2 separate regions of the Homo sapiens genome follow, and region 1 is linked to region 2. Evidence: chromatin loops called from intact Hi-C (ENCODE). Cell type or tissue: pancreas. All regions are shown on one strand. Each heading gives the region's core, and the rest is flanking DNA. Links, peaks and the distances in the headings are about the cores only.

Evidence for each region. Hi-C counts contacts between places; a loop is a spot of excess contacts. Peaks named below come from ENCODE experiments on the same cell type or tissue, not always from the same donor. Only the 100,000 strongest peaks of a DNase experiment are listed, where the experiment ranks them.
Region 1: it touches region 2 in a loop (7-fold over the local background); 99 of 110 quality-filtered maps call a loop at or near these places.

Annotation. Positions count from the first base shown.
Region 1 is chr1:184,065,723-184,081,323 of GRCh38, reverse strand. It overlaps TSEN15 (tRNA splicing endonuclease subunit 15), which reads right to left. Exons shown (of 5, transcript NM_052965.4): 4 at 9,026-9,167; 5 at 7,112-8,497. The coding sequence ends at 8,477. Among named protein-coding and RNA genes, the nearest start is that of TSEN15, 22 kb to the right of the region's middle. RefSeq lists an enhancer at 12,457-12,995. In pancreas, for the core only: a CTCF peak has its summit at 5,742 (motif pointing left); no DNase peak of the experiment used is centred there.
Region 2 is chr1:184,213,360-184,228,960 of GRCh38, reverse strand. LOC124904467 (a long non-coding RNA gene) reads left to right here and starts at 15,000. Exons shown (of 2, transcript XR_007066766.1): 1 at 15,000-15,040. RefSeq lists an enhancer at 4,995-5,528. In pancreas, for the core only: CTCF peaks have their summits at 6,007 and 6,209 (motif pointing right); a DNase peak (open chromatin) is centred at 6,210.

The sequences.
Region 1 (15,601 bases), core at 4,316-6,815, 150 kb after region 2:
AATGGGTCGTTTCAGTCAATGGGCATGTAAAGTGAGCAAGCAATAAACACTTGTTAAATGAACTCGCTGGCTGTTGCTGCATAATAATCCAGCCCACCCTGACTAATATGCCCAGGCTATTATTGGGGTTCAGGCTCTCATTCCTCATCAAAGCTTTTAACACATGCCACTCAAAGTGTAGTTCATACACAGGTATCAATCCACAAACTATTGCTGCTCTGCAATGATGTAAGTATAGAAATTGAGAATAAACATTTAGAAATTCTTGTAACAGTTAAGCTGATTAATTTGACCTATTGAATCTAATAATAACATATTTGGAATTGTCTTTCCACCAGATCTTAGCACGATGTCTTACCCATGAAGGTGCTAACAAAATGTTTGTCAAATTAAATTGGATTATTGATTCATGATTAAGAAACAGAATTATGTTAGGATTCCAAGCACTGGCAGGCAGATCTGAGGAATACTTGGGGTGCAAGATCATTGAGGTGCAATGGTCTTCTTCATTGAGGTGCAATGATCATTTATAAGTTTCTGGATTTTCTGTTTGTACCAGCACAAAATTTAGTGTCAACAAGCAGAGAAACTTTCTGAGTTCTTCTTTATTTACTATTAAATATTGTTTTAGGTTTGCCAACATAAAAGCATGAGCATGAATGTGTTTATCCTCTGGAATAAAACTCTGTAAATATATTGCTTATGAATATGTTTTTCAGAATTACCCACAAACAGCTTGACATTTTGATACATTTGTTCAAGTATCAGAGGATAATGTAATTGATCCAAAAATCACTTCCTAACTCCCTCCAGGACTGAATAATTTTTTCCTCCCAAAGACTTTGGCACACACTAATATATTTCTCTGCATCATACAAGAAAAAGGCAACATAATATTCTGAAAACAATACAGTGCTAGGTATCAGGAGACCTGGATCTAATCTGCATTACCCACTCCACTTGCTTGCTACTACCTGGAGCTATTACTTAACCACTTGTGCCCTAATTTCTCTATCTTATGAGGATAAAAAGTTAATAACATGTAAGTAACATCAGCTCTGTTGTGAGCATCAAGATATAGGGTTCTGAAGCACTTAGTAGTGAATAAAGTACAACATGATTATAACTTTGCATTTATATATAATGTTGTCCTTGTAATGCTCTTGAATTATTTTGTACCTAGATTTTCTCCTTTCAAGGGAGACAATAAGCTCCTTAGAGGTTCACTGTGCACTTTTTCTTTGCATATGATCCAATGCTGAGTACTTTGGGACAAATAATACACATATGATGATCGTTTGAAAACTATTTATCATAAGTTGTTAAACCCCTTCACCCTTAAGTAAACTACACAAACTTTATACACTGCAAGACAAGTATTTCTCAATTCACACTAACAACAGGTGTTTAGAATTTTGGCTAAAGAGAGTTGTAATTGCCTGTCTGAATTCCTTGAGGGTAGAGGTCATGTCTCACCAATCTTTGTATCCCTAGACTTACCACAGTATCTGAGCACAGAGAAGGAGCCCAGTTTATATGGACTGCATTATGTACCCTTCAAATTCATATATTGAAATCCTATCCCACAATGTGACTGGAATTGGGGATAAGGCCTTTAGGGAGGTAATTAAAGTTAATGATGTCATAAGGATGGGGCCCTAATCTGATGGCGCTGGTGTTCTTATAAGAAGATGAAAAGATGCCGCCAGACAGCATGCACTTGCACGTGCTCTGACCCTCTCTCTCTCTCCTTTTTTCTCAATCTCGCCATGCCCCACAGAGGAAAGGCCATGTGAGGACACAGCCAGAAGGCTGCCATCTGAAAGCCAGGAAAAGAGCCCTTAAAAGTCTGCTAGCACCTTAATTTGGAACTCCCAGCATCCAGAACTGTAAGGAGATAAATTTCTGTTGTTTATGGCACCCAGGCTGTGGTATTTTGTAATGGTTGTCCTAGCTAAGATACCAGTTAATGTCTGAAGATAAACTGATAAATAACCTTTAATAAAATACTTCTTATTACTTCCCCTTAGTACCCAGAAACCTAAAAGGCCAATCTCTGATTTTGCTTAAATTGGCTTTGGGAAAATTTTCAAAATCATTTAAACATTATAATAGCACACCCACCTACTAGACATTTGATTTTTCCATCCACTTTCCTTAGTGAGTACAAGCAGTTCTTATCCAAAGATCATTAAGAGGATTAGGGGGTGGTAAGGAACGGTTATTGGCCAGAAAGAAGGGAAATTGTACTATTAATTGCTCAGAGGATAGCACATTATTCTGCACATGTAAACACTCAAGGTAAAATATGGCAGATGAATAAAGAGCTTCTGTATAGAAGAACTACAAACTTTGGCAGGAACCACTGTGCTGCAGCAGTGAAGAGGCCTTCTGCTAGGGGCTGCAATGGAAAAAGTGACCTCAGAGAGGAATTCAGAACAGAAATACTCAGAAAGAGATGAAACACCATGAAGTTTTGGTTAAGTCATTTGGTTCCAGGCTTATAAAAGGGAAAAGCTGTTTTAGTAAAAAATAAAAAATAAAAATAAAAATGCTGACTACGTGAACTTTGCAGATTACTCTTCTATTCTAATTGTAAATTTGAATTCCAAAGTACCTCTTCCTTCATGTTCTTTACAAGAGATCTATGGTGTTTAGTAACATATTCTTCTAAAGAGTCTCAGCCAGGAGAAGCAAATACTTAGTCTGGAGCCATAGGACCTAGCTTAGTATTCCACTGAGCTTCCCCAGCACAGAGGGCACACTGATTAGAGACTCCAGAAAAGAAAGGCAAAGGCGGCACCAGAGAGAAATCCTCACATGCCATTTCCCTCTTTCATGCCCCAGCTAAAGAGGGCACCTCTTTTACAGAAAAGTTTATACCGGCATACCTTGGAGATATTGAAGGGTCAGTTCCAGACCACTGCAATAAAGTAAATATTGCAATAAAACAAGTCATACAATTTTTTTGGTTTCCTAGTGCCTATAAAACTTGCATTTACACGAACATGTAGTATATGGCATCATGTCTAAAAAACAATGCACACACCTTAATTTTAAAATACTTTATTGTGAAAGAGGCTAATGATCATCTGAGGCTTCAGCAAGTAATAATCTTTTTGCTGGTGGAGAGTCTTGCCTTGATGTTAATGGGTGCTAACTGATCAGAGTGGTGGTTGCTGAAGGTTGCGGTGGCTGTGGCAAAGTCTTAAAATAACATACAATGAAATTTGCCAAAATCATTGACTCCTCCTTTCACAAAAGATTTCTCTGTAGACTCTGATGCTACTTGATAGCATTTTACCCACAGTAAAATATTCAAAATTGGAATCAATCTTCTCAAACTCTGCTGCTGCTTTATTAAGTTTATGTAATTTTCTAAATATTTTGTCATTTCAACAGTGTTCATAGCATCTGCACAAGAAGTAGATTCCATCTCAAGAAACCACTCTTTGCTCATCCATAAGAAACAACTCCTCATATGTTCAGGTTGTCTCATGAAATTATAACAATCCATTTACATCTTCAAGCTTCACTTCCAATTCTAATTCTCTTGCTATTTCTACCACATCTGCAGTTAACTTCCTCCACTAAAGTCTTGAATGCTCAAAGTCATCCACAAGGGTTGGAATCAACATCCTTCAAACATTTTTACCTCTTCCCATGAATCACAAATATTCTTAATGGCATCTAGAATGGCAAGTCCTTTTCTGGAAGGTTGTCAGTCTACTTTGCCCAGATCCATAACAGGAGTAACTATCTATGGCAGCTACAGCCTTACAAAATGTATTTCTTAAGCAATAAGACTTCAAAGTCAAAATCACTCCTTGACCTTACTGAATGGATAATGTGTTCACAAGCATGAAAGCAACATTAATCTCCTTGTATATGTCCATGAGGGCTCTTGGGTGACCAGGTGCATTGTCAATGAACAGTAATATTTTGAAAGAAATCTTTTTTTCTGAGCAGTAGGTCTCAATCGTAGGCTTAAAATATTCAGTAAACCATGCTGTAAACAGATGTGCTTTCATCCAGGCATCATTGTTCCACTTATAGAGTATAAGTAGAGTAGATTGGGCGTAATTCTTAAGGACTCCAGGATTTTCAGAATGGTAAATGAACATTGGCTTTAATTTAGTCATCAGCTGCATTAGCCCCAGACAAGAGAATTAGCCCATCCTTTGAAGCTTTGAAGCCAGACATTGGCTTCTTTCTAGCCATGAAAGTCCTAGATGGCATTTTCTTCCAATATAAGGCCGTCTGTCTACATTTAAAGCCTGTTATTTAATATAGCCACCTTCATCAACTATCTTAGCTAGATTTTTTGATAATTTACTGCAGCTTCTACATCAGGATTTGCTGCATCACTTTGCACTTTTAAGTTATGAAGACAGCTTCTTTCCTTAAACCTCATGAACCAAGCTCTGCTAGCTTCAAACTTTTCTTCTGCAGTTTTGTCACCTCTCTCAGCCTTCATAGAATTGAAAAGAGAGTTAGGGCCTTGCTCTGGATTAGGTTTTGGCTTAAGGGAATGTTGTAGCTGGTTTGATCTTCTCTGCAGACCACTCAAACTTTCTCCATATCAACAATAAGGCTGTTTCACTTTCTTATTCATGTGTTCACTGGAGTAGCACTTTTCATTTCTTTCCATAACTTTTCATTTGCATTCACAACTTGACTGTTTGGCACAAGAGGCCTAGTTTTTGGCCCATCTCATCTTTTGACATGTTTTTCTCACTAAGTGTAATCGTTTCTAGCTTTTGATTTAAAGTGACAGATGTACTACACTACCTTTTACTTGAACACATAGAGGCCATTGTAGGGTTATTAATTGGCCTAATTTCAATATTGCTGTTTCTCAGGGAATAGGGAGGCCAGAAGTAAGGGAGAGAAATGGCAGAAATCCTGGTTGGTAGGGCAGTCAGAACACACATAACATTTATCAACTGAGTTTGCTGTCTTATATGGGCACAATTTGTGGCACACCAAAACAATTACAATAGTAACATCAAATATCCCTGAAAAACAGATCACCATATCAGATATAATAATAAAAAAAGTTTAAAATATCGCAAGAATTACCAAAATATGACAGAAAGACATGAAATGATCATGTTGGAAAAATGGCATCGACAATCTTGCTTGAGGCAGGGTTGCCACAAACCTTCAATTTGTAAAAAACACAATATCCCCAAAACAGAATAAAGAGAATTGCAATACAACAAGGAATACCTGCTTATATTAAAGCAGCAATGTATATCTTTTACCACCAGCACTTAGCCAGAATAGTGAGTGTTCCAGAGCTGGGGTTTATTGCTATGTGATGTGATCCTGAAATTCATTTCAGGATAAATTAGGCTTTTAGAATGAAAAACTAAAATGCATACTTTCATATGGCTAAGAAAAAAAAAAATATATATATATATATATAAAACCCACCCCATCTACCCCTACCCTAAACAGGCTTTTATTTCTAAATATAGATCTACATTTTAAGCAAAGCATGAATCAAGTCACATATTTAATGTCAGTATAATTTTAGAGGCATGCCAGAAAGAAAAAGGGGATGTGAGTACGTAAAACTTATTTATATTTTTATTTATGCTATTTCCTACAGATTGAAAATAAATTTTCAAGAGTACCACTTCTCCAGCTAATCTACTCTTAGTAGAGTCTGAAAATGCTGTGGTTATCTAGCAGTGCCCTCTGGTGTCCAAATGAATTGTTTTAGTTTGCCTTGAGGGAAAAAATAAGCCATTATATAATCAGACACGGCTATAATCAGCATTCATTCATTTGCCAAGTATTTACTGAGGGTTTACTATATGTGAGTTACTGTGCAAAGAGGCAAGATACAGAGATGTATTAAAAAATACATTTCTTGTTCTGTTCTTAAGGAGCCCAGTCTAACAGGGAGACAAATGTAAACTCACTTACAAAATTACTTAAATCACTTTATCTAGTTTTTCATTAAAATGAGACATACACAGCTGGGTGGCCTCCCTTTCCAAAAAGTTCTGGGCCATTATTCATGTTAGGATGTGTCTGGCTGGCTTTGGACAGAACAACTTTGGTGAAGTACACAGGGAACATTCTGAAATAGAGTAAACATCCCAAGACATACAGCAGGATTCAATCCTAGTTTAAAGAGTTGGGAAAGCGCCTTTCACAGCCAACCCCAAAAGACACTTCTGGTTTTGTAGTTATATAGGAGCCCACTGGTCAACAGATCCGACACACAAATCTGACATTATCCTTACACTTCTTTCTGAAAATGCTATTTTTCTAGAATTATAATGAAAGACCTCAAAATGAATCAAACGAGAGACTTAAGAAATCAAGAGACCCTAAGAATTTATCATAAACTGTTTGAGGATTCTTAGACCTGCAAATTTTCCACTAGAGTCACCCAAACACATATTGTTCTGAATAGGTCCATCTTCATGTCCTCTGGGGAAGCAGAGGGAGCCTGAAGGAGTTATGGAGACCTCCCACCAAGAATAAAAGTGAAATTCAAATACCATCAAAGGAAGGAGTCAGGAATGACTACAGATGAAGAATGATGCTTTATACTATTTTGTGATGTTCCTAATTTTCATCATTTTTCCATTCTTGTTATTGTTGTTTCCTAATCAGCCATGAAACCCTAGTGTGTAGGCAGGACCTATGACCTGCTTCCAATCAACAGAATACGGCAAAGGTGATGGGATGTATGTGATTACATTATATAAGGATTATAAGGTCCATCTTGCTGAGACTCTCCTTTGCTGGCTTTGAGGAAGCAACCAGTTATATTGAGAAGGCCCACGTGGCAAAGAGCTGAGGGTGGCCTCCTGCCAATGGCATATAAGCATTGAGCACTCTCAAGAAATTGAAGGCTACTAATAACCATGTGGGTGAAAAAGCTGACCCTTCCCCAGTCAAGTCTCAGATGAGACTGGAGCCCTGCCCAACACCTTGACTGTAGCCTCATGGAGGACCCAACTAATCTGTGCCCGGGTCCCTTGCCCACAAAAACTATAAGATAATAAATGTGTGCTGTTTTAAGTTGCTACATTTGTGGTAATATTATTTTGCAATGATAGATAACTAATACAGATTTCAAGACACCTTTTAATTTTAAAACATTTTTATTATAAAATACAAATAAAAACATTGAGAAAAGACAAAGTCATCCATTTTCTGCCTCCTATCCCACTATAACCAGTTAGTAATTTGATTTACTTTGTTATCTTTTTATCATATGCTTGGTCTGTTATTTCAGCCATGATTACACCCACTTATACACTTTTCCGTCTTGCAATTTTTACTTAAGGTAATATTTTCATGTTTTTAATAATATTCATTACTAATTTTTAATAAGTACATTATGTATCATTTGTATATATCTGTTTATTGACTATTTCCTAGACCCAGGGATGACAAACTATGGCACCACATTTGTAAACAAAGTTTTACTGGAACAAAGCCACGCCCGTATTGTTTATGTATTGTCTATGGCTGCTTTTGTGCTTCATACAGCAGTGTTGACAAGTTATGACAGAGACAGTAGGTTTAAAAACCTAAAATAGTTACTTTCTGGCCCTTTATAGAAAAAGTTTGCCAATCTTTACCCCAAACTTTAAAGTGGTTTATAATTTGGGCTACTAAAAGTAATGTCACTTGGAACATCTTTGTGCATATAATTTTTTATACTTTGTACAATTTGAGAGACATTAACAAAAGTGGAATAACTGGGTCTAATTAATGAAGACATTTTTACGGTTGATTCTCTCCCACACTGTTGTAATATTCAAGCTATGATATGTGATAAGAATGAAAAGGATAGCCCAGAACTCTTGTAGGTAACATGTCTCTGGTCCCTGTTACTTAAGACACGTAAGTTACTTAAGACACACTCTGGATGAACATATTTTGAGTTTTGATTTAAAGTTAACCAAAAAAGAGAAATAACAGTAACTGCAATGGGAAGACCAATTGAAAGAAATCTTTTACTTTTTACTGGAGAGGAAAAAGTAAACAGAAGTGGGTGACAAGGTACATATAAAATGCCATTCTACGGTAGCTGCAGTGGCCAAAAGGCACTGGGGAGAGCTGAGTAAGAGAAAGAAATGGCAGTCTCAACAATGAGCTGGCAGTGGCAGCAAGAAACAAAGAGACAACTTTGAGTGTGGGATGACAAAAGCAGCACACAGGTCCCACCCATCTGAATACATCCTAGGCATAAACCTGTATATAACTGTAATTAAACTGTCTCTAGATAACAAAGTTTTAAAGAAATCACCCTATATTTTTTAAGAAGGAGAAAGTCTTCTACCTGGGGAAGTTTTACTCTTCAGAATGAAAACCTTATGGAATGGGGAAGTCAACCCTCACTATGTACGTCAACCCTATTTCTGAGATAAAAGATGAAGCAGTCTGATGGGTCTCAAATCCAATCTTGTATGAATAAAACAAGCATCAGGAAACATGGATGTCATCTTCTAAGAGAAATATTCTGGAAAAAAAAAAGATCAGGATGGACTTTTCTCCGATAAACAATGTAATCCAAAAGCAAAATTAGAAAGATATTTAATGTAATTATCCAAATTATACCAACAAAGTATGTAAAGAAATCACATATAGCACATTTATCTTATTAAAATGTTCCTGTCAAAATGTCAACCAATTTAACATTTCTTAAATAAGCGTTTTTTTACTTACAACTATTATTAGCCTTTACATTCCACCTCAGCTACTCACTAAATAATTAAATGCATGATGACTTCATAAAATACTTTGGAAAACCATGAAATTCTCCAAAGAGTAAGGAAATCAATTTTTTTTTTGCAAAAATAACTAGGAACATGCTACTTTGAACAAAATATAACCAATTTTCTGACGTCTGAAAATCAAGACTTTTTTTCTTGAATTTTCCCTATGGCAAAGGAAGTGGCAGTTCTGTGACTGACTTGAGTCACACTTAAAATCACGTCATAATTTTCCTCTTTTTGTACTTCTTGCTGTCAGTTACCTCAAAACTGACCTGAGGGTCTGGCAGCATAAATCCATCAGTAAGTTTATAATAGACTATTGTAGAATCAGACTCCACTATGGCCAAAGTAAAAGACATCGGCAAATCTGGATCACCTTGCAACTTTCGAGATGCCTTCAAGATCTCCCTTATCCTGAAAATAAAGTCACAATATACTTAGGAGTTGCGGTCACTCAATTAGATGAGATGTGACAGAAGAAAGCACTAGAAAACTTGAAAACAGGTCACAAGAAACCAAACTGAAGTAAAAAGAGAAAAAATAATTTTAAAAAATAACATCAGAGTCTTCTGGTATAGTATCAAATAAGTTCAACATTACACATAATTGGAATCACAGAAGGAAAGGAAAGAGAATGGTATAGAAATAGTTGACAGTTTTCCAAAATTGTTGTCTCTGAATCTGAAGTGTATCTTTTGTAGATAGCATATAGTTGGATCTTGTTTTTATATCCAATCTGACAATCTCTGCCCTTTTGAGTGTTTATTCAAATTTAAAATTAACATTGGTATGGTTGGATTCATGCCTGCCATTTAGCTATTTGTTTTCTATATATCACATGTCTTTTTACTTCCTCTCACCCTCCTTTATCACCTTCTTTTCTATTAAATAGGTATTTTCTAGTACACCATTTTAATTAATGTATTTTTTTTTACTATAGTTTCTTGAGTTTCGTAGTGATGACTCTAGAGATTACTATTGCGTCTTAGTTTATCACAATTTCTCTCAGCTTAATACTAACTTGATTCTAAAAAATATAGAAATTGCTCCAATAGAGCTTTATTCCTTTCCTCCACCTTTATGCTATTATTGTCATATATGTTTATATATTTAAACCCAGTAATATAGTGTTGTAATTATTACTTTAAATAATTTTCTTTTTATAAAGTTAAGAGGAGAAAGGAAAATATATTAGGGTCTTTTACATTCACATATTTAATATTCCTGGTATTCTTCATTTCTTCACATAACTGTCTGGTGTCATTGTTTACTCCAATATAGCTTCATTCCTTCCCCCATCCTTTGTGTTAATAACATCATATAAGTTACTTCTTAACGTGCTATAAGGCTGGTCAGTTGATTTTTGACAAAGGTACAAAGGCAATTCAATGGAGAAAGTCTTTTCAAGGATACTTGAAATGAAGATAGTAGTACACCTTTATGTTTACACATAAGATTATTATATGAATCAATTAAATGGCATATATGAAAAGACTTCATAAACTGTCAAGTGGTCATATTATGTAGTATATATACAACTTTGCTACCTTGCAAATTGGGATATAATATTTATAGATACCCCTGCCTCCATGATTATTGCTAAAACTGAATACTAACCCAAACATACTAAGGTACACTGTGCCATTAGTGGAAATACAGAAAATGTTTCTTTTCTGAAACAGTCTGAATCCCAGAAATTGACTTAGTCCTTAAAAAATTATTTCCACCTATGCTGAACTGCATTACAACTAGCTAGATTCTTATTCACAAGAATGATTTACTTTAGAGAAAGATATTCTGATAAAGCAACGATAGATATTAATCAGAAACTTCATTACTCAGCACTGATGGGAAGTCACACTGTGATAAAAGGCAGCATATCACAATTGCTTCTTCAATGCAAATCTTTTAATGTAGCTAAGTATTTTCCTTCTTCAAAAGTGGCACGCCAATATCTAAATTAATAATAATAGAAAAAGATACATTTTTATAGGCTGTCCATCTTGAATTAATTTTTTTCTACAAAGATGGCAAAGAAGAAACAGACAATGGATCAACTAAAATTTTAACTTATCTACATCTTTTGTTGTCAGCATGTATCATGATTACTTCACAGTATGCAATATACATAAAACCCAATATATAATGCACATAAAGCCACTTCAATGCCACAAGATAAATTTCTCTAAACATCCCTAACTGGTAGACTGTGATGAGAATGGGACACAGACAAGAAGGAAGCCTGTTAACACAACTTTAACACATTTTCCATTTCTGAAGATATAATGTTATTTAAATCAGAAGGTGTGTTTGTATGTGTGTGTTGGGGGGTGGTGTTCACTAAGGAAAACTATATGGGAATTGTAGCCCATATAGTGAAATTTAGAATAGAAATTTCCATCTTATTCACTACTCTTTTTCCATTCTCAATTTATATCTGTTTCCAGAGTTCTTTGATTTAAGCAGCAAAACATTTTCATACTTACCCCAAATACCCATGCAGGAAACCCTAACATTTGAAAACTAACTCAGAGTTGTAAAAGGGGTTTTGTTTTCAGAGTTGAGAGAAATCACTGTCAAAAATGAAATGGAAGTTCCCATTTCTGAGGCCTTGTTTATGGTATTTGGTTGGAGGGGGCGGTGATTGTGAATTACCAGTGAATCTTCTCACTAGTAACAGAATAAAATAGTTTATCTGCCTCTGTTACTCAAGGTACATTCCAGAAGTCTTACAGTTTCTTGTTCAGGATCTCTTCTAGTCGATTTTTCAAGTATGTTTAAAGCAAAGCCATCATCTTTTCCTCAACAAACAAGAACAAGACCTTTCTTGTTTGTTTCCATTATAGGATACTGCATAAAATCTTAAAAATGTTTATTTTGCCTTTTAGTCAACAGATTATATTTTCCCAATCTATTAATAATAGCAGTAACAAAAGATTCTTAAGTTCTTAAAAAACCACATATGATTGTAAAGATCCCAAGAACATTTAAGTATCACCAGAATACTATAATCTCACTTAATTTCTAACAAGCTTATGGTTTGAAATCTCACTTTAGAAATGACAGAATGTTTCCTTATATGTATAAATTTTAATAGCTCAGTTCTTTGGAAAAATATTGTGAAGATACTGGAAATATTGTATGTTTCATCACACAAATCTACAACAATAAACGATAAAATTCTTTATAGTTCATATTGGATAGAAATCAACCTATGAAAAATATAACCTATGTATTAATACTAACAGTTTCAAGTTTTAAACTCAGTTATATCTAAAGGGAAAAATCCCACCTAAAGAAAAATATGTATCAATAATAATAGCTATTTAATAACAGCAACAAAATTTGATGCTCACAACAGGTTTTTATTTCTCATAACTGTTCATAGAGGAGCTCTGTGTACTGAAAAAAAGTGATTCCAGAGCTTCATATAGCTAACTTGAAAACAAGCCTGAAGCAAATACACAGTTAACACTATTTGGCTAATACCTTTAGTCCAAGCTATTTAAATGCTTTCCATAAATCTTAGCATTGATTTTTCTGTAATGATTCTGAAACAGATACTAAGTAATCTCTGGAGATTTACACAGAGGACAAGAAGTTGAAGACCGCATTACTTTTAACTTCAAATGCTATTGAAATAGAATGTATCATGGGTTAAAAGTAGTATTAATTTCAACCCATAGAAAGTATCTCCTATCCTCTTCAATGTGGCCAAATAATATATGCTATAGCCTTATTAGTAAAAGGGAATAATTCCTTGATTTGCCTCATTATGATATAATGGAATGACATGCCATAATGCAACTCTGAAACATAATGCAAAATTAAGTTGGTGTCAGAGGCACCAAAGAAGCCTTATTCATCCACAGGCTCAGTCCCAAAGAAAAGTTTCAGGGATAACAGACCACCTCCTTGAAATTCATGCCAATGCCTTCCTAGTAAAAAATCAAGGCAGCTAAAATTCCAAGGGGGTTTACTGAACAATGAAGCTATCCACCCCAGTGGGAAGTCATTCTGTAATGAACTGCAAGCTTTTGTTTAAGGGTAAGAGAAAAAAAAATGCTGTATCAGTTAAAAGAAGCTGCCAGAATTGGGGGTTTCACCAGCAGCAGATTTCTAGCAGAGGGAAGGTGAGGACACACATCCTAATATGCAGAGAAGCCAAATGACAGAAGTCATTTTGCAATTATGAGACTTTAGGACTCAAATAAAATAGTGGTCATTAAATGAATTTGTAATAAGGATTATGCTTTCAGAAAGTGGAAATATTTTTCAATTACAGGGAAATAATAATGGACGGTCCTTCAAGAAAGTATGTAGCATTTGAGGATCAAATCTCATAACTAAGAATATCTTCAGAGATGTTCCAAAGAAAGAACTAGTTCTAGTAACCCTCTACTCCAGAATTAATATAAGTCCTTTTCCCAAGGCACTAGGGAAAAAGAGGGGTGAAAGGGCAGAGAGAATATAAATGAAAAAAAATTCAACTAAAAAGTAAAGAGGCTATTCATAACATTGGCAGGTTACAATGCAAAGCGTGGAAAATGGTGATAAATCCTGCAAGTGGATGGATTTTGCAGATACATACATATGTACATATATATATATATATATATATATATATATTTTTTTTTTTTTTTTTTGAGAGAGAGAGTCTCGCTCTGTCACCCAGACTGGAGCACAGTGGTGTGACCTTGGCTCACTGCAACCTCCACCTCCTGGGTTCAAGCAATTCTCTTGCCTCACTAGGCCTCCCAAGTAGCTGGGACTACAGGCACACACCACCACATCCAGCTAATTTTTTGTATTTTTAGTAGAGACGGGGTTTTGCCATGTTGGCCAGGCTGGTATCAAACTCCTGACCTCAGGTGATCCGCCCACCTCAGCCTCCCAAAGTGCTGGGATTACAGGCGTGAGCCACTGTGCCTGGCAGATTTTGCAGACATTCTAATTTTTTGGAAATTCTTAAAAGGTTGCTTATAGTATATTCTTATGTTCTTTAAGGTATTAATTAGGAAGTCTCTGCTGCAGGAACACAGTAGCCTAAGATAGCTTACCCAATCTTTCAACAAATACTTACTTAGCACCATGTACCAGGTACCAGGTTAGACCCCAGGGATATACCAATAAACAAAACCAAGTTCTCACTTTCAGGGAACTTACTTTCTAGTGGAGGAAAACAGACAGTAGATAATCAAAGAAAACCAAATATGAAATATGTTGAGTAGCATTAATATATCAAGTGTTTTAAAGGAGGACCACTTAGTAGGTCCAGGAGGTGAGATAATAGCAGCTTAAGCCAGAGTGGTAACAGTTGTAGTGTAAGTGGTAAGAAATGGACAGATTCTGGATGTAATTTTAAGGAATTGACAGGGTTTACTGATAAATTAATTTGGGGGTATGAGAAAATGGAAGAATAAAAACTAAGAGATTATAGCAAGGTTACAGGATACAAGGATAATATACAAAAGTCCACTGTATTCCTATATATCAGCAATAAACAATTGGAATTTGAAATTAAAAACAAAACACCATTTACATCAGCATCATAAAAGATAAATATTTAGGTATAAATCTAACAAAATATTTATAGGATCTATGTGAGGAAAACTGTAAAACTCTGATGAAAGAAATCATAGGAGATCTAAACAAATGGAGAGATAGTCCATGTTCCTGGATACCAATTCTTCTCAATGTGATCTACAAGTGCAATCCCATTCAAAATCCCAGCACGTTGTTTTGTAGATATTGACAAGCTGATTGTAAAATTGATATGGAAAGGCAAAAGAGTCAGAATATCCAACAAAGTGTTAAAGAACAAAGTGAGAGGACTGATTTTATCTGACTTTAAGGCCTATTACAAGCCGGGCACAGTGGCTCACACCTGTAACCCCAGCACTTTAAGAGGCTAAGGCAGGCGGATCACTTGAGGTTAGGAGTTTGAGACCAGCCTAGCCAACATGGTGAAACCCTGTCTCTATTAAAAATGCAAAAATTAGCCAGGTGTGGTGGTATGCGCCTGTAGTCCCAGCTACTCAAGAGGCTGAGGCATGAGAATTGCTTGAACCCAGGAGGCGGACCGGGTTGCAGTGAGCCGAGATCGTGCCACTCCACTCCAACTTGGGCAACAGAGTGAGACCCTGTCTCAAAAAAATCACATAAAGAAAAAAAAAAGACCTATTGTAAAGCTATAGTAATCAAGATCATGTGGTATTGGTTAAGGAATAGATGAATAGGTCAATGGAATAGAATAGAGAGCTCAGAATTGACTCACATAAATAGTCAATTGATCTTTGACCAAAAAAAAAAAGGCAATTTGATGAAGAAATAAACATCTTTTCAACAAATGGTGTTAGAGTAACTGGATATTCACCTGGAAAAAATCAATCTAAACACTGACCTTATATCCTTCATAAAAATTAACTAAAAATGGATCACAGACCTTAATGTAAAATGCAAAACTATAAAACTTCTAGAAGACAAAATAGGATGCCTTGGATTTGGTGATGAGTTTTTAGATAAAATACCAAAAGCATGATCCAGGAAAAAAATTATATCAGATTCTATTAAAATTTAAAACTTCTGTTCTGCAAAATACAATGTTAAGATAATGAAAATATAAGCCATGGACTGGGAGAAAATATTTGTAAAACACATATCTGATAAAGGACTTGCATTCAAAATATACACAGAAGTCTTGAAACTTATCAAAAAGAAAACCCAATTTAAAAATGGGCAAAAAATCTGAACAGACACCTCACCAAAGGAGATATACAGGTGGCAAATAAGCATATGAAAAGATGCTCAACATCATATGTCATCAGGAAATTGCAAGAAGTTAAAAG
Region 2 (15,601 bases), core at 5,251-7,750:
AAAATTGAATAAAGACATGATAAGCAGAAACAGCTATCAAAAGGGGCCATAGTACATGCTCACCAATTATATGTTTAATGGAAGAGAAAACGAGGTTCAGAGATATCCAGTAACTGGGTAAACGAAAGGAAAAAGTGGTGGATGAGATGCATGAGTGATATGTATACATAAGTGAGAATCACACATATTTTGCATGAAAATGTAGTGACTGAGCCTTTGAATGTGTGCACTTAGGTTGATTCAATAAATATTTCTTGAATATCAACTATAAACAGGGAATCTGACCTATTTGCTGAGGTTTGACCTATTTGCTGAGGTTTGAGTTATGCAGTTACCAGCTGCATAACTTTGGGCAAATTCACCTTTTTGAGCCTCTGTTTTCTGTATAAAAATTAAAAATACCCAATTCACAGTGTTTATGAGTTTGAAATGTGACAATTTCTCTAGAGTCTAAGGTACATAGGAAAGATGCTATCAGTTCTAATGGCCAAATAAGATGTCAAAACTATGCTCTAGATTTATCTTCAAATCCAAAGAAAAAGCCACATAAACTTTTCAAGTAAATATAAAAAATATTTACCAAATCCTCAAATGTTTAAGTTGAAATGATCAATATTTAACTATGTTTGACTTATTAAAGTGATGACATCCTTTGATGGCCCAATATTTCCTGTATAGTACAGTTGGTCATTCAGAGACAAATTCCTTAGATTCCCTCTATTCCCTCTGTCTGCTTGGATCTCCTTCCCCTCTGTCAGCTTGTTCATTTCGGCTGGCTCGCAGTGCATGATCTGCTTACTTCCAGAGAGGACCTGAGGAAGCTCCACTCCTATAGCAACAGGGCTATGCAGTTCATTTGGCAACTCATCATGTACTGCCTCGTGATCAATATTCTGTTGCCATGAACTGTTATGTAAATCTTGAACTGGTTTCTGCATTTTTGTGGGCCAAAAGTTTTTAACGGACAGGGAACTACCAGGCCACCTTCGAGGGAGAACGGAGAAAGTACCCATCCTGTGCTGCAGGACATTGACTTAAGGGGCCTGGTGAGGAGAGTCAAGAGCAATGGGCTGTCACCAGCATGCAGACCACGGGCCCAAGGAAGAAAAAGGACTTGTTCTATTCAACTTCAAGATGTAAAGAAGCAGCATCCACACAGAGAATTTTGAACAAGAGGGTGGGAGATCCCTTGATCTAAAAAGAAATCTGAAGCATGTGGTTGTGCTTCATCTCCACTGAGAAGAGAACAGAGTGGTGTTCGAGAAACAGAACGGCAGATCAATATAAACTGTACTTTCTAGACCTTCAGCTGCCCAAGAGGACATGGCATTTCCAAAAGGTTGAAAACAACTGGACTAGAGAGTGCTCTATTTCCTTCCCTTGTCTTCTTTTTTTGTTTGTTTGTTTCTAGATGGCTCATTCTCTAGGGGCAGAGATTGTATTCAGTCTCTTCTTGTATCCTCTACAATGTCTAGCCCAGTGGTAAAAACACTACCAGTACTTAAGAAAGGGCTGGCCAGGTGCGGTGGCTCATGCCTATAATCCCAGCCCTTTTGGAGGCCTAGGCAGGCAGATCATTTGAGGTCAGGAGTTCGAGACCAGCCTGACCAACATTGTGAAACCCCATCTCTACTAAAAATACAAAAAAATTAGCCAGGCATGGTGGCGCATTCCTGTAGTCCCAGCTACTCGGGAGGCTGAGGCAGGAGAATCGCTTGAACTCGGGAGGCAGAGGTTGCGGTGAGCTGAGATCGCACCACTGCACTCCAGCCTGGGCGATAGAGTGAAACTCTGCCAAAAAAAAAAGAAGAAAGGTCTGTGGAGGTGATGGGCTGTCTCATCCCAGTCCCTTCACCTGACTGGGCACAGTAACACAAGAAGGGCAGCACATCCTCAAAATTATGAGAGTTATGTATCATCACATAACTCTCTCTTTATGCCTTGGGTCCCTAATGGGTTCTGTTTTCGTTTTTGTTTTTTTTTTTTTTACGACAGAGTCTTGCTCTGTTACCCAGGCTGGAGTGCAGTTGTGCACTCATGGCTCACCGCAGCCTCTTGACCTCCGGGCTCAAGTGATCCTCCTACCTTAGCCTTCCGAGTAGCTGGGACTACAGGCGTGTGCTACCATGCCTGGTTAATGTTTGCATTTTTTTGTGGAGATAAGGTCTCACAATGTTCCCCAGGCTGGTCTTGAACTCCTGGCCTCAAATGATCCTCCTACCTTGGCCTCCCAAAGTGCTGGGATTACAGGCATGAGCCACCATGCCTGGCTAAGGGTTTTGTATCTTAGTACTTCAGTGTGTGACTTTAAAGGTATACCTGACAAAGTTGAATATGAAAATCACCATTATCATTCATATTTGTGGAGCATGCTTCTCTCTACAGTACTCATAGTTCACTGGACCATGCCTCATAGGTAAGATGTGTATTCTCATTCTCATTTTAACGAGGACTCAGAGGTTCAAAATGATTAAGGAACTTACCAAAGGCTACACAGTTAGTAAGGAGCAGGCAACCATCAGGATCTTCTGACTTCTGTCCCTGACCTTGGATAAGTCTCTCCTCACGCGCACTCGCAGAAAGCCAAGTCGGAGGAGGGAAGTGGGTGGCAGGGGCGGGGATGGAAGAGAGACTGTGATTTGTACCCTGGCCCAGCCGCATTTCCAGGTGAGTGTTGGGCCGGGCTACTCTGCGCACGCGCCCTTGCTCACCGCATGGGGCATGCTATCCTTTCCCTTGGCCTTGCCCAGGTTTTTGTTGAGCGAAAAGGGCACGTTACTACTTCTTCTCTAAAGAGGTATGATGAGTTCAGCTTCTGCCTTCAAATCGATCTCTGTGGAGGCCTGCCACCCACAATCGGCTCGGCTTTTCCAACCCTCCCGCGCGTCTCAAGGGCTACAGAGCAGGGGATGAGAACTTTCGCTGGGCCCAGGAAGCTTCTGGTTGCGCGGGAACCCAGGGCAGCAAGTGACTGCACCTGCGAGGCAGGAGGAGCGGGGCCTGGAGGGCCGCAACATTCTCTTAACGGATTCATTCCCGGTGTCTGAGCCGAGAACCTGCATCCTAAACCCTCCATTTAGCTACTAGCTGCACTCCCTGCCTCCTGCGTGGCTGCTGCCGCCACAAATGGCCCCTGGCTTAGAAATGCTACATATGCTCCTCCTAATTAATATGTGACACAGCGTCTCACAGCCACCACGGCAGCAGTCTCGGGCTGTCTCTCCTAGACTGAAAGGCAGATGACAAGTGAGCTTTTTTGTCTTTCATATGTCTCTAGACCGTGACATGCCCCAACGGACAATACAGGCAGCTATGGGTCTCTCCCTTCAGTAAGAGATGTGACATATGCCAGGAAAATGAGATGGCTCCCTCTTCATTTCAAAAGCGTGCTTCTTACCATGTCCAGGCATAGCTACCAGGTGGCTCACTTTGTCTGATGGGCACACAAAGGTGAGGCATATGTCCCAAAGCTGACCCTAGAGCAGCCGCCCTTCTCAGGGAGATGAAGATCTGTGCCTCCTGGTCTCAGCTTGACTCTGAGTTTATCCTGTAGCCTTAAGCAAGCTGTCAAACCTCTGTGTATACCTCCGCTTCCTCTATTGAAAAATAACAGTTCTGGATTTTGTTAATAGTCCTGGAGGAGAGTTATTAACATGAGGTGTGATACACAGAAATAAATATTAATTAAAGCTGACAATGATGATGGTTTTGCAAACATAAAAGTGCTGTAGGAAAAATCTTGTCTGATTCTACTGAATGATTTCCATAAAGCTAGGCTGGGCTCCCAGATAATATTATGGAAGGATTACACAAAACGACTGACATTTTCAATTTATTCTTTTAGCTCATACTGCTTTATATTTAGGCAGCTGTCTAAGGAGACACCATCAAAATGCCATTAGTCACCATGGGGAAAAAGTGTTCATAAGTGAAGGCATGCCATTAATCTACAGCATCAGTGTTATGGGTTTATCAGCATGGCACACCAAGTGGGATGTCAGAGGAATGGGCTTCATCTCACTGCAGAATGCAGTGGATCAAAAATGGACCAAGAGCTTCCCAGCCTAAGAGTCTAGTAAACTCCAGAGGCTCGATGTCAGATTCAGAAGAATTAAGGCAGAGCTATGCTCTTTGAGGAGAAACACATACAAGAAGTTCAAATTTTGTCCCCAAGTCTTCTTAAAGTTCAAGAAAATCTCTTCCCACTGAATTTAAATTAAGGCCTTATTTCCATGACATTTGATAATCCTTTATTGAGTATATCCTATGCACTGTGGGCACTTCTGTCCTCAACACTGGAGATGTTGCGAGTGAGAAGACACAATGCCTGCATTCAAAGAGCTTATGATCCACTCAAGAAGTCAGACAAGAGATAAACAATCTTAGCACAGGGTGTTACATGATCTGGAGAAGTAAGCCCAGGGTGCTGTGGGAGACAGAAGGGGAATCTGGGTGCAGCTGGAGGAAGCCTTCTGCCTAAAGATGGCTGATCAGCTCCTTCTGGGTAAAGAGGGTGGTCAGTTCTGTGTGGTTAACTTCTCTCTCTCCTTCCTGACAGAGAGGAGGCAGAGACCTGGGGGAAAGAGAATTGATTACAATCAGTGATTGTAATGGAAGAAAATTCTGCAAAAAAAACCCATGGTGATGTAGAAAGGGGAGAACTGCCTTCAGACAAGATGTTTTTAACGAATCTATGGAAGAAAAAAAGGTGGATGGAGGAGCAGTGCTGGGGAAGCAGGATGAAGCTGAAGCTTCCCAGACGGCCAGAAGGTGGGTGGAGAGAGAGGGAAGGAGGGGAGGCTAAGACTGAGAAGAGAGGCTCAGAAAGGCTCTGACGCTGGAACTCAAGCCTAGCAGAATTGAGAGCTGGAGTAGGATAGGCCAGAGAACACAAGAGGAGTCATTGAAAACCTTTGAGAAAAACTCTCGATGGGACCACCCACCCATGCCAGTGTATTCAGCAGTTAAGTGTCCATCTCCAAAATAAATCAGGTGTCCTTCAAAGCACTGAGTGGCCCCAGAGAGCAGACCTGCACCTTCTGGCACTTAGAAGTCCTTCTGAGTAGAGCAGGCTTTCTACTCCATCACCCTAATGCCATGGTTCTCCGCAGTGAGTGATTTTGCCCCCCCAGGACATTTGGGAGTGAGTAGAGAAGACATTTTTGGTTGTCTGTGAGGACAACAAACTTGGGGAAGGTGCTACTGGCACGTGGAGGGTAGAGGCCAGAGGTGCTGCGAAACATACTACACCGTGGAGGAGAGACTCAGACAACAAAGAATTATTTAGCCTCAAATGTCAATAATAAGAAACTCTAACATAAAGTTCTCCAGTTTACAAACCCCACCCCCACAAACTCCAAACAGTACTCCACAGCCATTTCAGCATTGTCACGTTTCAGTCATCAAGGATCTACTTAACCAAGTGCCTGGCCCCGCTGGATGCTGTAAGACGGGGGTCCCTAACCCCCAGGGCCACGGACTGGTATCTGTTAGGAACCGGGCTGCACAGCAGGAGGTGAGTGTGGGCCAGCCAGCATCACCACCTGAGCTCCGCCTCCTGTCAGATCAGCGGCAGCATTAGGCTCTCATAGGAGCATGAACCACACTGTGAACTGCGCATGCGAGGGATCTCGGTGGCTAAGATTCTGAACCATTCTACAGCGTAACACTGATGCTGTAGATTAATGGCAGGCTCTTTATGAGAATCTAATGCCTGGAAATCTGTCACTGTCTCCTACCACCCCTAGATGGGACCTTCTAGTTGCAGGAAAACAAGCCAGGGGCTCCCACTGATTCTACATTACAGTGAGTTATATAATTATTTCATTACATATTACAATGTGATAACAACAGAAATAAAGCACACGATAAATGTAATGGGCTTGAATCATCCCGAAACCATCCCCACACCCCGCTGGTCCATGGAAAAATTGCCTTCCATGAAACCGGTCCCTGGTGCCAAAAAGGTTGGAGACCACTACTGTAAGAGATGCTTTACGGCAGATCCATGACATGGTCACTGGGGACATGGAAAGAGAAAGGGTGTTTCCGTGTTGCTTTGAAAAACTCTGAGGCAATGCAACCAAAATTTTAAAAAGAAGAAAAAGAAAGCGTCTGAATTAGGAAAGAGCAAACAGCTTCGGTACATGCTACTGGGAAAAACGGCTTTTCAGGGTTGACCGCAGTACCTATCGATGGCCAGCAGAGGGCAGATGGGGCAAAAGAGCAGGAGAAAGGGAATTTCTGCCCTTCAGGGAGGCAATTCCAGTAAGAATACATGATTGTAAGTCAAGAGTCAACTGGAATTAAAAGCAGGAAATAGAGAAGGCAGTAGCTCACTGACTCCAAGACAATGCAGGTTTCACACAGTTGGGAGTCGAGGCCACAGAAGAACTAGGGAACCCAGGGCACCAAGGCTGAGGGGTAAGGGGCCAGAGTGGGCATGGGGCTTGGGTGGGAGAGCCCGATCCATTGCCAGGTGCTGTGCTCACCATACACAGGGGGAATAGGCCTCTGAAACACCTTCAGTGTTTGCCTCTGCCTCCTCTCAGCCTCCGCTTTGCTTTTTATAGGCCCAGTGCCTGGTATGACAATCAGAGGAAGCTGAAAAGCCTACCTGCAGGCCATGCAATGATGTGGGTGGATTTGGAAGAGGTGGATTCTGCTGGTGGGAAAGATGAAACCTGGCTTTGGTTGGTAGCAGGCTATTCTATATGTGAGTTTCTGCCCAACAGTTCCATGGTCGCCCTGCAAACCCAGCATCACACTGTAGTGTGTTTTGATCGCATAAACCTCCTTGAAAAGTCATTCTATAAGCACTTCTTGTTTTGTAAAAATAAAGTGTATTAGGGTTCTCTAGAGGGACAGAACTAATAGGATAGATGTATATATAAAGGAAAGTTTATTAAGGAGAATTGACTTACATGATCACAAGGTAAAGTCCCACAATAGGCCATCTGCAAGCTGAGGAGCAAAGAAGCCAATTTGAGTCCCAAAACCTCAAAGGTAGGGAAGCTGACAGTGCAGCCTTCAGTCTGTGGCCGAAGGCCTGAGAGTCCCTGGCAAACCACTGGTGTAAGTCCAAGAGTCCAAAAGCTGAAGAACTTGAGTTTGATGTTTGAGAGCAGGAAGCATCCAGCACGGGAGAAAGAAGATGGGCGGAAAACTCAGCAAGTCTGCTTCATTCTAGCCATGCTGGCAGCTGATTAGATGGTGCCCACCCACATTGAGGGTGGGTCTGTCTCTCCTAGTCCACCGACTCAAACGTTAATCTCCTTTGGCAACACCCTCACAGACACACCCAGGAACAATACTTTGCATCCTTCAATCCAATCAAGTTGACACTTAATATTAACCATCAAAGAAGAGTTAAGACATCTCTAGGGGAGTTTTCAGGGAATACCTGGAAATATTCTGGTGTCCAATAAAGGTAAAATTCTCATCAGAATCAACACACAGGGTATCTTCCCAAGCTCATTTTTATCATCACTGATGATAGTTACTCATTCTCCAAGTTTATTTCATGAATGTTTAGAATCAAGTCTAAACATCTCAGAAATCTCATTTATTAATAATGTATATCTAGCCGAGTGAGCAATGAGGAAAAGGTTTAATGTCCAAGATTTGGGGCTGGAGATAATATAACCTCTACCATGCTTACAGAATATAAAATGCTGGCCTAGTCTAGAAACCCAATCAAATGGCAACACAAAATGCAGACTACAAGTGTGGAATATTCTGATTTATTTGCTGTTTTAAAAAACCCTTTTTGCCTGATACCTATCAAAACCAAAAATAATCCTCTCACACAAGATAAGCGGGGATAGGAACTACACATTATTTAGGAGCTGGGCATTGTTGTAAGTACTTATTTGTTCTGGCATTTAATCCTCAGAACAGCCAACTGAATTAGTATTATTATGCCATTTTATAGATGAAGAAACCAATGTTCTAAGACATCACTGTAATAATCGAACAAGTTTTGTTGTTGTTGTTGTTGTTTTTAAGTGTCTTCTGTATCAGGAACTGAGCCATATTCTGGAGAAAAACAGAAACAATGACAGTGTCTCCCCCGTCTGCGGGATGTAGATATGTACACTGACAATTACATACTACAAATACTGTAATGGAAGTGGGAACACCTGGAATCTGCCTGGGTCAGGGACAATTTCATAGCGAGGTGACTCCAGCTGATTCCTAAAAGAATAGAGATTTTCCACTTTTCCCGTCTACTTGATGCTGTGATCTTATACTGTTGCAAAGTGATATCTCCAATTTCCATGGAAACTCCCTGCAGGCTAATTAGAATCCAGTTTATAAATTTAAAATAGGTAGAGTTTGATATTCTCTGATGCACACCGGTGTCTACTTCCTGCTGGCAGAGTTCTGTGGCCTTTTTGGGGATCCTTGGGATGGGACAAGGCTGATAAAATAACTTACCAGCTGGAGGTCACCACTCTTATCTAGCAATGGCATTCAATTGCTAGATAAGACACAAGTTGATAAGACTCAATTGACCCATGTGGCCCACCTGAAACGCCACATGGGGCAATTGAACCACCCGTCTCTTCCACCTGCCCTAAACTGCTACTACTTTTGGGGCTAAAGTGCCCTCTGCCCTTCACTGGTGGTTCTCAGAGCAGCTCTGGCCAGCTCGCCAGTGGCCCTGCCTGAGAATCCTCAGTGGAGTTCCATGTCTAGAGGAAGTCAAGGAAAAGAGGCCCACATTAGTGGAGAATTGCGCTCGTCTGTGATTGGTGGAGCCTCTCTAAGATTTTTCCAGCGTCAATATTCCCTTTCAAACATCATTAAAGCTAAAAGGAAAAGTCAGCACTAGATGTGAGGAAGCAGATTGGAGTCCTGTGTGTTATATGGCGACAACTGCCTCCATCGCAGGGCTGACTCACCGTCGTGTTATTGACCGGAAGAATATTTATTATCACAGGTCAAAGAATGAAGCATACTTCTCTCATTTCACTCAATTAATTTGTATAAAATGTTAGTTCATAATATGTGCTGTAATTTTCTTTAAAAACTTTTTTTTAAGTCAAGCTTTGTCAGCTATAAGAAGTGATGGACAGCAGCTAGGTGCTTAAGGCAGCCTGTGGGTTCTGGCTCAAAAGAAATAAGAAAAAGCCAAGACCCCCTTGACTTGCCTGGAGACCTTACAGAATATTAACATGGAGGGTTCATAACAGGCAATATAGTTCATTTTAATTAGGATCCCACAACCCTAGAAATTAAGTTACAGAAGATCTATTAGGTCATCTGGCCTATCGCTTTCCCTATCCCCTGTGCAATGCAGGATTGTTCCCTGGGGTCTGCTCACAAATGCATGGTTCAGTCTACATTTAAATGACTGCAACTATGAGGCTTACGTCATCCCCCTTGGGGATGACTATTACGTAGTCTAATGGATTTCACCATGATTATTTTTCCCTCCAGAGATTCTGCCCAAATTTCTCTTTGCTTGAATTTGTCTCATTTTTCCTCATTATATACCTTCAGGTTCAGAAAAATCACAAAAATGACAGTGAGAATGACCAAGTCTCTATTTCTTACTCTTTAGCAATAAAGATGGAAGTCGCCCCAGTGGGCTTTCTCAGTTTCACATTTTGTAGGTAAGCTGGAACACTGCTAACCCTTCTTACTCTTAGAAGACACTCACCATTCCTCTTAAAGGAATCCACAAAAATCACCAGCGTGGGGGCAGGTTTGAGTTTCAGTGGTGGTGGTCCATTTGACACGATTCACTCCTCCCTGCCTTGTCTGATCAACCATGTAACCAATGATATATTTGCCAAGATTTGTGATGCTCTCTGTGTCAGCAGAACAGAGGAAATCATTCTGGCTTTTGGGGGATGGTACCTATGACTTTACAATCATTGGCACCATTTAAGCTACCAGCCAAGCCACCCACTCCCTATTACATTTCTCAATGACACTCAAGGAATCTTACAACTTCAAGTTGACTAGGCGAAGAGATTTGGATCTTCTTTATGTCATCAATTTCACATATGTGCATACACGTGTACAGAGAGAAGCAGCAGCACCAGGAGAAGGAAACAAAGGAGAAATAGCAGCAGGGCTGCAAAAGAAAACACATCCCACATTCACAATCCCCTATTTATAAAGGATAATTGAGTCCCATGCATGGTGAGACTGTGACTCATTAGAACTCCTTAATTAAAGAGGAAAGCCTCCCTGGTGATTTTATTTCCTTGGGTTTGTTTTTGGTTGTTATTGCTAAGTATGAGAAAGACAGCAATGCCCTGCTTGGAGAGAGGATCATTCTTCTGAGCAGGACACGAAGCTGGAAAATGAATTCACTAATGAATTCAGAGCACAGCCAGGGCTGAATTGCAACTCCTTGCTATCCCACTAGCAATCGTCCCTAAGCACAATTACCCTGAATCATTACACTGGATGGCAACTCAGGCTGAGTGAGATGGTTGGAAAGGAAAGTGTGATTTAATGACAGAAAGGGCACAGCGTACATGTGGCCACACCTCTATTTCCAAGGACAGGTCCATTCATTCTTTTATTCTTTCCGTCTACTCTTCTGGGGCCAGGCACTGTGCTAAGTACTAGGAATAGTTGTCCAGGGCTGTTGAAAGAGGGTGGCAGGCCATACATCAAAACTTTAACAGCATATAGTTATAATTTCATCTTTCTTTGTATTGGAAGTAAAGGACAATTTAGAATCTTTTAAAATGGATTACAAAATTCTGTAAATACGTACAGCGTGAGAGAAAATAACATAATTAAACACTTGTCTGCCCACCATCTAACTTTATTGAATCTTAACATTTTGACATATTTGCTTTAGATTTTGTAAAATAATAAAACACTATAAAGTAATTGAAGCCTCCTACGTGCTCCTCCTCTAAGCCACCCTACAGGTAACCATCATGTTAAATTTCATGTTTACCATTCCTATTCATGCTTTATACTACTCTTCACATATGTGTCTTATGTGTGAATCCATAAATAACAAATAGGCTGTTTTATATGCTTTCAAACTTTATACAAAAGGTGTCCTATTGTACCTATTTTTCTGTAATTTGGTTTTTTAAAATTCATTATTTTTGAGATTTACCCATGTTAATGATACATGTAATCCTAGTTCATTCATTTCAGTTCTTACACAAAATTTCATTATACTTATATGGCTATAGCACAGCTTATTTATCTACTGTTGATGGTCAGTTCGTTTCCTCTTATTTTGTTCTATTGCTAATAATGCTGTAGTCAACATTCTTCTATACACCTTCTCTGCAGATGTGACAGAGTTTCATGAGATTATATGCCCAGAGGTGGAGCCTCTAGCTCAAAGTGATTATAACTAAGTTCAAAGTAATGTGGAAGAATTCTCACCTATCTAGACTCTTGCTTATACTTTTCAATTCTCAGTTAACTTGATGAGTGAGCAATGGTGTCTTATTGTGGTTGTAGTTGTAGTTTATTAGTTACTGGGGACCTTGAGCATCTTTTCATGTATTTATTGACAATTAACAACTATTAAACATTAACCTATGTTTTGCCAGCTTCTTTTTTTTCATTATTGAGTTGCTCTTTTTAAAATCCAGGTTCTAGGACTTTATCAAATATTTGTATTTCTTATCCTTTCTCCTGGTCTTGGGCTTACCTTTAATTTTTGTTTATGGTATCTTTCATTAAAAGGAAATTTTAAACATAACTTTCATGCAATCAGATTTGTCACAATTTTCCTTTATGGTTTTTGTTTTTTGTGTGTTATCTAAGGACTCTTTTCCTAGCCCTTAAGTCCAAGATGCTTTCCTATATTTTTTTCTAAAGTATATTTTTGCTTTTCACATAGTGTATTAATTTTGATACACCTGGATTTGATTTTGTGTGTGTGTATAATGTGTTTCAATTCTTCTCCATATGGATAACCAAGTCTATTTGTCTATTTTTCTATTCCTACATTGGTACCATCTGCCTTGATTGCTGAAACTCTGTGATGGTTAACTTTATGAATCACCTTGACTGGGCTAAGGGATGGCCAGATAGGTGGTAAAACATTATTTCGGAGTGTGCCTGGGAAGGTTTTCTGAAGAGATTAACATTTAAATCAGTAGACCAAGTAAACAAGATTGTCCTCATCAATGTCAGGGGGCCTCATCCAATCTGTTGAGGGTCTGAATAGACCAAAAACACAGAGGAGGACAAATTTTCTCTGCTGAGCTGGCACCTCCATCTTCTCCTGCCCTTGGACATCTGCACTCCCAGGTCTCAGGCCTTCAGATTTGGACTGGAACTACACCACCAGCTTTCCTGGGCCCCCAGCTTGTGGGCAGTAGATTATGGGACTTCTCAGCCTTCATAACCCCATAAGCCAATTCCTCATAATAAATCCCTTTCCATATATCTTGATATATCTTCTTGGTTCTGTTTCTCTGGAGAACCCTAATACAAACACTATAAAAAGTCTTGATGCCTGGTGAGGTAAGTCTCCACTTTGTTCTTTTCCAACACTGCCTTTGTCCATTGCTCTTCCATATAAAATTTTAGATCAGCTTGTCTAATGCCATGAGGAAATCAATACACTAGACTCAAAACCCTAGACATTTAAGCTGGGTCATCTTTGCTCCGACTGTGAGGACTGTACTGAGGCACTAGAGAAATGCAGGCATACATTAAGTGCTTTATAAACAGTGACTCATTTAAACCTCACAACAATGCTATGAGGTAGGTACTAGTTTTTATTCCCCTTGTTCTGGTTGAAGGAACTGGGGATTGATGGACTCAGGTAATTTGGCCAAGATCTCAGGATTAAGAGGCATAGCCAGAGCGCAAAGGCTTAAATCCATTCTAATCATATGCCAGCACTTACCTGGACATCCAAAACCTTAAAAATATATTTTGTTCTTACTGACAAGGCAAGCAATTTAAAGTCATTATCCTCTTCATTATACCAAAGAAGAAACTAAAACACAGACAAGGTACACGCTTTGTCTAATACCCTATACAATGTTCACTGCAGAATAGAACTTACGTCCCTTGACCTTCCCTGTATGAAAACTCCTTCTTCCACTCCCACCCCGACAACTGCCCACTAGCTCTTGCTCCTATGCCCGTCCAGGCCAGGCACCTGGAATACACAACCACGAGGCTGCAGTGACATCCTGGTCTCACTGAACACTCCATGGCACTGAGCAAGTGAAAACCAATTCTAAAGATGAAGTGGCTTCTTCAGCTTGTGGCTTCTGGGAAGCTTCCTTTTGAAGAATTAGTAGTGGTACGGGAGTATAGATCAACACACCAGAGAGCTCTCCTACCTATGACAATATTTACCTAACGTCAGGACATGAGCATTTTCTAGGAAATGTGTGGAAAAGGCTGTAAATGCTGGCAACAATGAGGGCAAATCTGCAGGAGCAGATTACATGGAATGTAATTAGATAAGAAAACATTGGTTAGGGGCTGTCAAGGGAGCCAGAGAAAAGCATGTTATAAACAGATACCCATCGGCCCAGACTGGTGGTTGGAGGACAGATACTGTCATTAGCAGCTTTCAGTATAAATCTTAACTGGGCCACCAATGTGTTCAGTGACTTTGAGCAAGTCATTCCAGACAGCCTGGATGTTTCAGTTCTTGTACCTGTGATAGAAGGCCCCCAGAGGGCTTCACTAAGGGAAAGGAATTGCTCTGGTCTGGAAGAAAGAGCGCAAGCCTGTTAGTGGGCTCTTGCCCTGCTAGGGATAGGGGGAAACCTCATTTTTCTGCAGGCTGGGGGTGAGGAACTGAGGGGGGTCAGTGGGAAATGGTCACAAAATAAGGTACATTTACTGTGGACTTCTTCAAGGGCAGCTTATGTGCTGAGAGCTTGATATTTTCCTGCTTTTCTCTTTACTCTCTTGTATTGCAAAACAGCTATGGCAAATCATGTAATTTCTCCATGTCAGTCCTTCATGTCTAAGGTAGGAATGGCTAGCATAAAATGGGGTAACAGACATGAAGGCTAATGCGAGGTACTGTTATGTCAGCACCCCTAAAGCCATTAGAGGAAAGTGAGGATGGGAGGTCGGATTAGACGAGGGTTCCCGAGTGGTCGTGGCTCCTCCTGCACAGCTACAGGGACTGGAGAAATATAGCAAGAGAGGCCAGGCGCGGTGGCTCACGCCTGTAATCCCAGCACTTTGGGGGGCCGAGGTGGGAGGATCACGAGGTCAGAAGATCGAGACCATCCTGGCTAACATGGTGAAACCCCGTCTCTACTAAAAATACAAAAACTTAGCCGGGCGTGGTGGCGGGCACCTGTAGTCCCAGCTACTCGGGAGGCTGAGGCAGGAGAATGGCGTGAACCCGGGAGGAGGAGCTTGCAGTGAGCCGAGATCGCACCACTGCACTCCAGTCTGGGCAACAGAGTGAGACTCCGTCTCAAAAAAAAAAAAAAAAAAAAAAATATATATATATATATATATACACACACATATATATATACACACATATATATACATATATATATACATATATATATATACACACATATATATATATATATATATATATCAAGAGAGCCCTGTGCCTCAGAGGAATTGCAGTGCTGGCCAGAGGCTCCAGGAAGGAGCCCGGCCCAGCCCCGCCCTCTGGACTGAGAATGTTTCACACTGGTTTTGATATTAATGAAGTAATTATTGTGCAAGTTTATGCACCTGTGCCTTATTCTCAGCTTCTCTGCATTCCTTCTCCAAGCCATGTGGTTCCCTATGCCTTTACCTTCCTCTAGCAGGAGGGGACGTACGAGAGGGGATCCTTTCCCTCAAAGACTTTTCTCACTAGTGGTGGGGATCACACCCACACATACACATGCGTAAAATCTAACCATACAAGCCAGAGTGAGATGTCTGATAGGCGGCGCAAACCAAGTGCTCTGGGCCTGAGGAGGGGAGGGGGGCAGGGGCAGCACCTGTGGAAGGAAGGGCCTTTAAGCCTCGAAGAATGAGAATTCAGAGCGGAAAGTGGGAGACACAGACCAAAGAAACAACCAGAACACAGAGTTCGTAAAGAAGAGAGGTAAGAATAGAAATAAGTTAGAAGGGGCTGGGCACGGTGGCTCACGCCTGTAATCCCAGCACTTTGGGAGGCCGAAGCAGGTGGATCACGAGGTCAGGAGATCGAGACCATCCTGGCTAACATGGTGAAACCCTGTCTCTACTAAAAATACAAAAAATTAGCTGGGCGTGGTGGCATGTGCCTGTAATCCCAGCTACTCGGGAGGCTGAGGCAGGAGAATCACTTCAACCAAGGAGGCAGAGGTTGCAAGCAGCCGAGATCGCACCACTGCACTCCAGCCTGGGCGACAGAGTGAGAATGCATCTCAAAAAAAAAAAAAGAAAAGAAAAGAAAAGAAAAAAGTTAGAAGGGAGTTGCTTCCATGATGGATTAATGACTCTGGTTTTATGAGATTGGTTGTAAGGAGTCATTGCAAAATCTTAGGGAAGGGAAGTCACACAATTATAGTATGTTTGCTGAGGGACTGAGGAAGAGAGAAAGCCATCACCTCCTCTACCCTCCATCAGGGGAGACTGTCAAATAAACAGAAGCTTTAAAATATATACTTTGTAGGAGACTAGG